2 separate regions of the Homo sapiens genome follow, and region 2 is linked to region 1. Evidence: read pairs that join two places in POLR2A ChIA-PET (ENCODE). Cell type or tissue: OCI-LY7. All regions are shown on one strand.

What was found. ChIA-PET counts read pairs that join two places held together with the same protein. Peaks named below come from ENCODE experiments on the same cell type or tissue, not always from the same donor. Only the 100,000 strongest peaks of a DNase experiment are listed, where the experiment ranks them.
Region 2: POLR2A ChIA-PET joins it to region 1 with 12 read pairs; 5 of 35 experiments call an interaction of 5 or more read pairs at or near these places.

Annotation. Positions count from the first base shown.
Region 1 is chr1:225,812,511-225,815,010 of GRCh38, forward strand. The region is part of intron 1 of EPHX1 (epoxide hydrolase 1); the gene reads left to right. Among named protein-coding and RNA genes, the nearest start is that of EPHX1, 3.6 kb to the left of the region's middle. In OCI-LY7, no CTCF peak of the experiment used is centred here; a DNase peak (open chromatin) is centred at 1,301.
Region 2 is chr1:225,667,974-225,670,473 of GRCh38, forward strand. No RefSeq gene overlaps it. Among named protein-coding and RNA genes, the nearest start is that of ENAH, 16 kb to the left of the region's middle. In OCI-LY7, no CTCF peak of the experiment used is centred here; no DNase peak of the experiment used is centred here.

The sequences.
Region 1 (2,500 bases):
TTCCTGCCTGATGTCTTAAGCATAACTGGCATTTTCAGGGAGCCCAGGTTCACCAATGCACAGTGCCCCTCCTGTCGACCTGATACCCAGGCTTGGTGATTGCTCACCTGGCACCTTGATTCCCGTTCTGGTATCTTGGCCCAGGCCCAGACATGTGAAAGCAGGGGCTACCGAGATTCATTTCTCAGTTCTTACGCCAAGAGGTTCAACCACATGGATCACAGCTGGGTGTACCAAATAAGGGAGGACCAAGCATGAGCTGGTCACCCCTGCTGAAGAAGTAGCTCGAAGCCCACCCACTCGGGGACAGAGTGGGCACAGATGGGATAGACAGATAGTGATTCGAGGGGTGCCTAGGATCTCATACTGAAAACCCACCTCTGCTAGGGCCATAAATCCCATCAACAGCAATTCATTCCTTTGAGAGGTAATACAGTGATGTGGGAAGAGGATTGGGCTGGAAAAAAGACTTGGCTCATGTCCCAGCTCTGCCATTAATGTGTCCCCTCTCTGGACCTCATCTGTAAAATGAGGTTAGGCTCAGCGATCTGCAGGCCTTCTTGCAGCTCTGCTATGTGATGATTCTGTGGCAAAGTCTGAAGGGATTTCAGGAAAGGAATGTGTAGGAGGGAAACAGTAAGTTTTGAAGGGACTCAGTGGGCCCTGTAGCCTCTGCTGGGTCCAGTGAAGACACTTCAACTAGAGTGAAGGCCCTGGCCACAGGGTAGGGGAGGCAAAATCTTAAGAGTTCAAGAGCCCTGAGTCAAGGCAGGAGGGTCACTGCCCAGCCCAGCTGGCCCCCTGGGCTGCCTGTGTGTGGTTCTTGACCCAGACCTAGTGGCTTAGGAGCAGAGTCTCCAAGGGGCTGTGGGATAAGGTGGGGATTGCAGGAGGGAGAAGGCACCCCAGCAGTTCCCCCGTTAGGGGACCAAAGCGTTGCCAAGGATCCAGCCACACCCCTCTCCTGAGGAGGGAGGAGCTGGTGGGCGCTCCAGGAAGAGCTTCCTCTCAACAAGGAGAAAACTGCGCAATCCAATCCTCCGTTATATAACTGAGCACACGATTGTGCAAACCAAGCTCACACTGAGCAGCCTCCCCTATTGTCAAGGTTTATTTACTTTCCCAGGGGAAGTCATAGTTCATCCTTTCTCAGCAGAAAGCAGCCATTTGACTGCCACAGCCTGACCTACGGCATTCCAGGAGATGGGTTCAGAGACCTGGTGTGGAGTCCTCATGCCCACCCGCCCTGCTGTCTGTGTCTTTCCGTCTGTTGCCTGGTGGGTGGGTGTGGTTTAGTGCATGGTCCAGCCCCCGCACAGCCACACCCATTAGGCTCTCCAAGGCCTAACTGAGCAAGCTTGCAGAAGAGGGGAAAGTGTTCTTTTCTCTGAGGAGTTAAAGAGACTTCTGGAAAATTCTCCAGCTACTCCACAAACTAGGATCACAGGCCTTGTTCTTAGGTCGGGAGCAGGAGTTTTTGCTGCCTTTAGCATTTGGGAAGTTTGATGAATAGAGACTGAATTTGAATGTCTTTTTGGTACTTAAGAGCTGGATTAACTACTTCACATATCTGAGCTTCATTTTTAATTCTTTTTAAAACAGAAAAAGTGGCTGGGCAAGATGGCGCACACCTGTAATCCCAGCATTTTGGGAAGCTGAGGTGGGTGGATCACTTGAGCCCAGGAGTTCTGAGACCAGCCTGGGCAACAAAGTGAGACCTCGTCTCTATAAAGAATAAATTAGCTGGGAGTGGTGGAGCACACCTGTAATCCCAGCACTTTAGGAAGCTGAGGCAGGAGGATCTCTTGAGCCCAAGAGTTCAAGACCACCCTGGGCAACATAGCGAGACCCTGTCTCAAATAATTTTTAAAAAGAAAAACTACCTCTTCTTAAGATGGTTGTAGTATGGGAGATGGTGTGTTTAAGTCTTCCCACCCCAGTGTCACAGCTCAGGGCTTCTCTAGCCTTCCTCACAGCGGTTGGGGGTGCCCAGACACATCCTGAAGTCTAGGCCGTGTTCTGAGTGTCTCTGCCACGGGCCCGCCTGGCTGGCTTTAGTCCAGGAGCAGCCTGGACTGTGACTCTTGAAGGCTGTGGGAGGCTGGTGACCGGGAGCAGGAGGTCTCAGTGCATCCCTGAAGGGTCAGAGAGCCATGCCGTGAGAGGCCAGGAGCAGGCAGCCATTGGCCCTCCAGCCCTCACCAAAGGCCACCACCTCAGCTTGTCCTCTGGCAACTCAGCCTGGGAATTTGCTTTCCCTGTGGAACGAGAGACACTGGCCGCATTGAGGGGTGACTTTCCGGTCCTACAAAATTGTAGCCCTCTTTCTGCTAGAACTGGTGAGACTTGGCTAATTTCGGAGAGACTTTAGGAAAGTAAGAGAAATACATTGGTCCCAGTGCCAAGCCCCAAGGCCATCTTTCCAGGTATGGGTATATCCTGCAGTGATAAGAGAAGACTGACTCTTACCAGCTCTTTGGGGGAAATGAATATACTTTCC
Region 2 (2,500 bases), 140 kb before region 1:
TGCACTCCAGCCTGGGTGACAGAGTAAGACTCCGTCTCAAAAAAAAAAAAAAAAAAAAAAAGAAATAAAACAATGCTAAGTTCTGATTTTCTTACCAGGTTCTGCTGCTTCCCAGTGGACCACACACTAAGGAGTAAGATGGAAAATAATAGAGAAAAACCTAAAATAATGGCATAATAACAAGTTCTGAGCAATGTCATTCTCTTTCTTTCACTATCACCCTATTTTACTTTTTCCCTAGATTACTTTTCTGAGCAATGTCATTCTCTTTTTTCACTTTATCACCCCATTTTACTTTTCCCCTAGATGTGTAATAAAAATTGTGAAAAGAAGAATGAAAATAAAAAGGAATAAATAATTTTTTGAAACCAGCAGTATTAAAGATAACCCAGTCATTGTATTAGGCCTAAATACATAAATAAAGCAGCAGAGATGCAGTTGAATGTAGAAAAAATGACATCATCAACATTTAGGGAAAAAATAAATAAATGTAGAAAAATATTTTTAAAAAACTTTTCTAAGGAGTGGAAGGGGGTACAAGAAGCCCTTAAAATAAATTCTTTCCAGTTTTAGGGGAGCTTATTAATATCACATTAACATTTAGTTGAGTTGTTTTTTGCTGACATTGGAACTGGAGCTCTGTATCGTATTAGCTACTGAATTTTACTGCATAAGTCCCTCCCCTTGATTAGCTGAAGGGAGTGAGAATCCTTTCTAAGTTTGTTTCCATTCTGTTTGGACTGCATTAAGACATCAGTCCATAATTACACAGAACCAAGGGAAAAGCCTATAAAATCAGATCAACTACCGTGTTGTTAGTTTATTCCGTTAACCATCTAAATTCAATTATTTTTAATGAAACGTATTGTGATATAACTTATATATAATAAAACGCTCCTGTTAAATGTACACTATCAGTTTTGACAAATGCATATGATCATGTGACCACCATCACAATCATGGTAGAGAACAACCCCATTACCCCCCAAAATTTCCTGTAATCCTTCCTAGTTAATCTTTCTCTCACCGTCAGCCTGGTCTGCTTTCTGTTACTATAGATTAGATTTGTCTGTTCTAGAGTTTCATACAAATGTAATCACGTCGTATGTACTCTTGTGTCAGTTTCTTTCATTCAGCATAATGGATTTGTGATCCCCCATGTCACCATGGGTATCAGCAGATCATTCCTCTTTACTGCTAAGTAGTATTCCGTTGTATGGATATCCTACAATTTGTTTAAATTTGTTGATCCATTTGTGTATTGTTGGACATTTGGCTTGTTTCCAGTTTGGGGACTATTATGTATACAGTTGGTATGTACATACATATACAAGTCTTTGGACATATATTTTCATATACCTTGGATAAATAATTAGGATTGGAATGGTTAGATCACATGGTAAGTGTATATTTAAAGAAAACTGCCAAGCTGTTTTCTAAAATTGTTGTGTCATTTCACATTCCCACCAGCAATATATGAGTTGCATTTGCTTCACATCCTGGCCAACGCTTGGTATGATCAGTTTTTAAAATTTTGACCATTCTAGTGGATACGTAGTGGTATCTCACTGTGGTTTATTTTTATTTATGTATTTATTTTTTGTTTTGTTTTGAGACAGTCTCACTCTGTCACCAGGCTGGAGTGCAGTGGCGCGATCTCAGCTCACTGCAACCTCCACCTCCAGGGTTCAAGTGATTCTCCTGCCTCAGCCTCCCAAGTAGCTGGTACTACAGGCATGCGCCACTATGCCCAGCTATTTTTGTATTTTTAGTAGAGATGGGGTTTCACCATGCTGGCCAGAATGGTCTCCATCTCTTGATCTCCTGATCCACCTGCCTCAGGCTCCCAAAGTGCTGGGATCACAGGCATGAGCCACCGTGCCTGGCCTATTTATTTATTTATATTTATTTTATTTACTTGGTTTTTGTTTGTTTGTTTTGGGTTTTTTTTTTCTTAAACAGAGTCTTCCTCTGTCTCCCAGGCTGGAGTTCAGTGGCGCTATCTCAGCTCACTACAACCTCCACCTCCCAGGTTCAAGCAATTCTCATGTCTCAGCCAACCAAGTAGCTGGAATAACAGGTGCACACCATGGCTGGCTAATTTTTCTTTCTTTCTTTCTTTTTTTTTTTTTTTTTTTTTTTTGAGCTGGAGTCTTGCTCCGTTGCCCAGGCTGGAATGCAAGGGCGCCATCTCGGCTCACTGAAAGCTCTGCCTCCCGGGTTCACGCCATTCTCCCGCCTTAGCCTCCCGAGTAGCTGGGACTACAGGCACGTGCCGCCACACTCGGCTAATTTTTTGTATTTTTAATAGAGACGGGGTTTCACCGTGTTAGCCAGGGTGGTCTCGATCTCCTGACCTCGTGATCTGCCCCCCTCGGCCTCCCAAAGTGCTGGAATTACAGGCGTGAGCCACTGTGCCTGGCCAATTTTTCTATTTTTAGTAGAGACGGGGTTTCACCATGTTGGTCAGGCTGGTTTCAAACTCCTAACCTCATGTGAT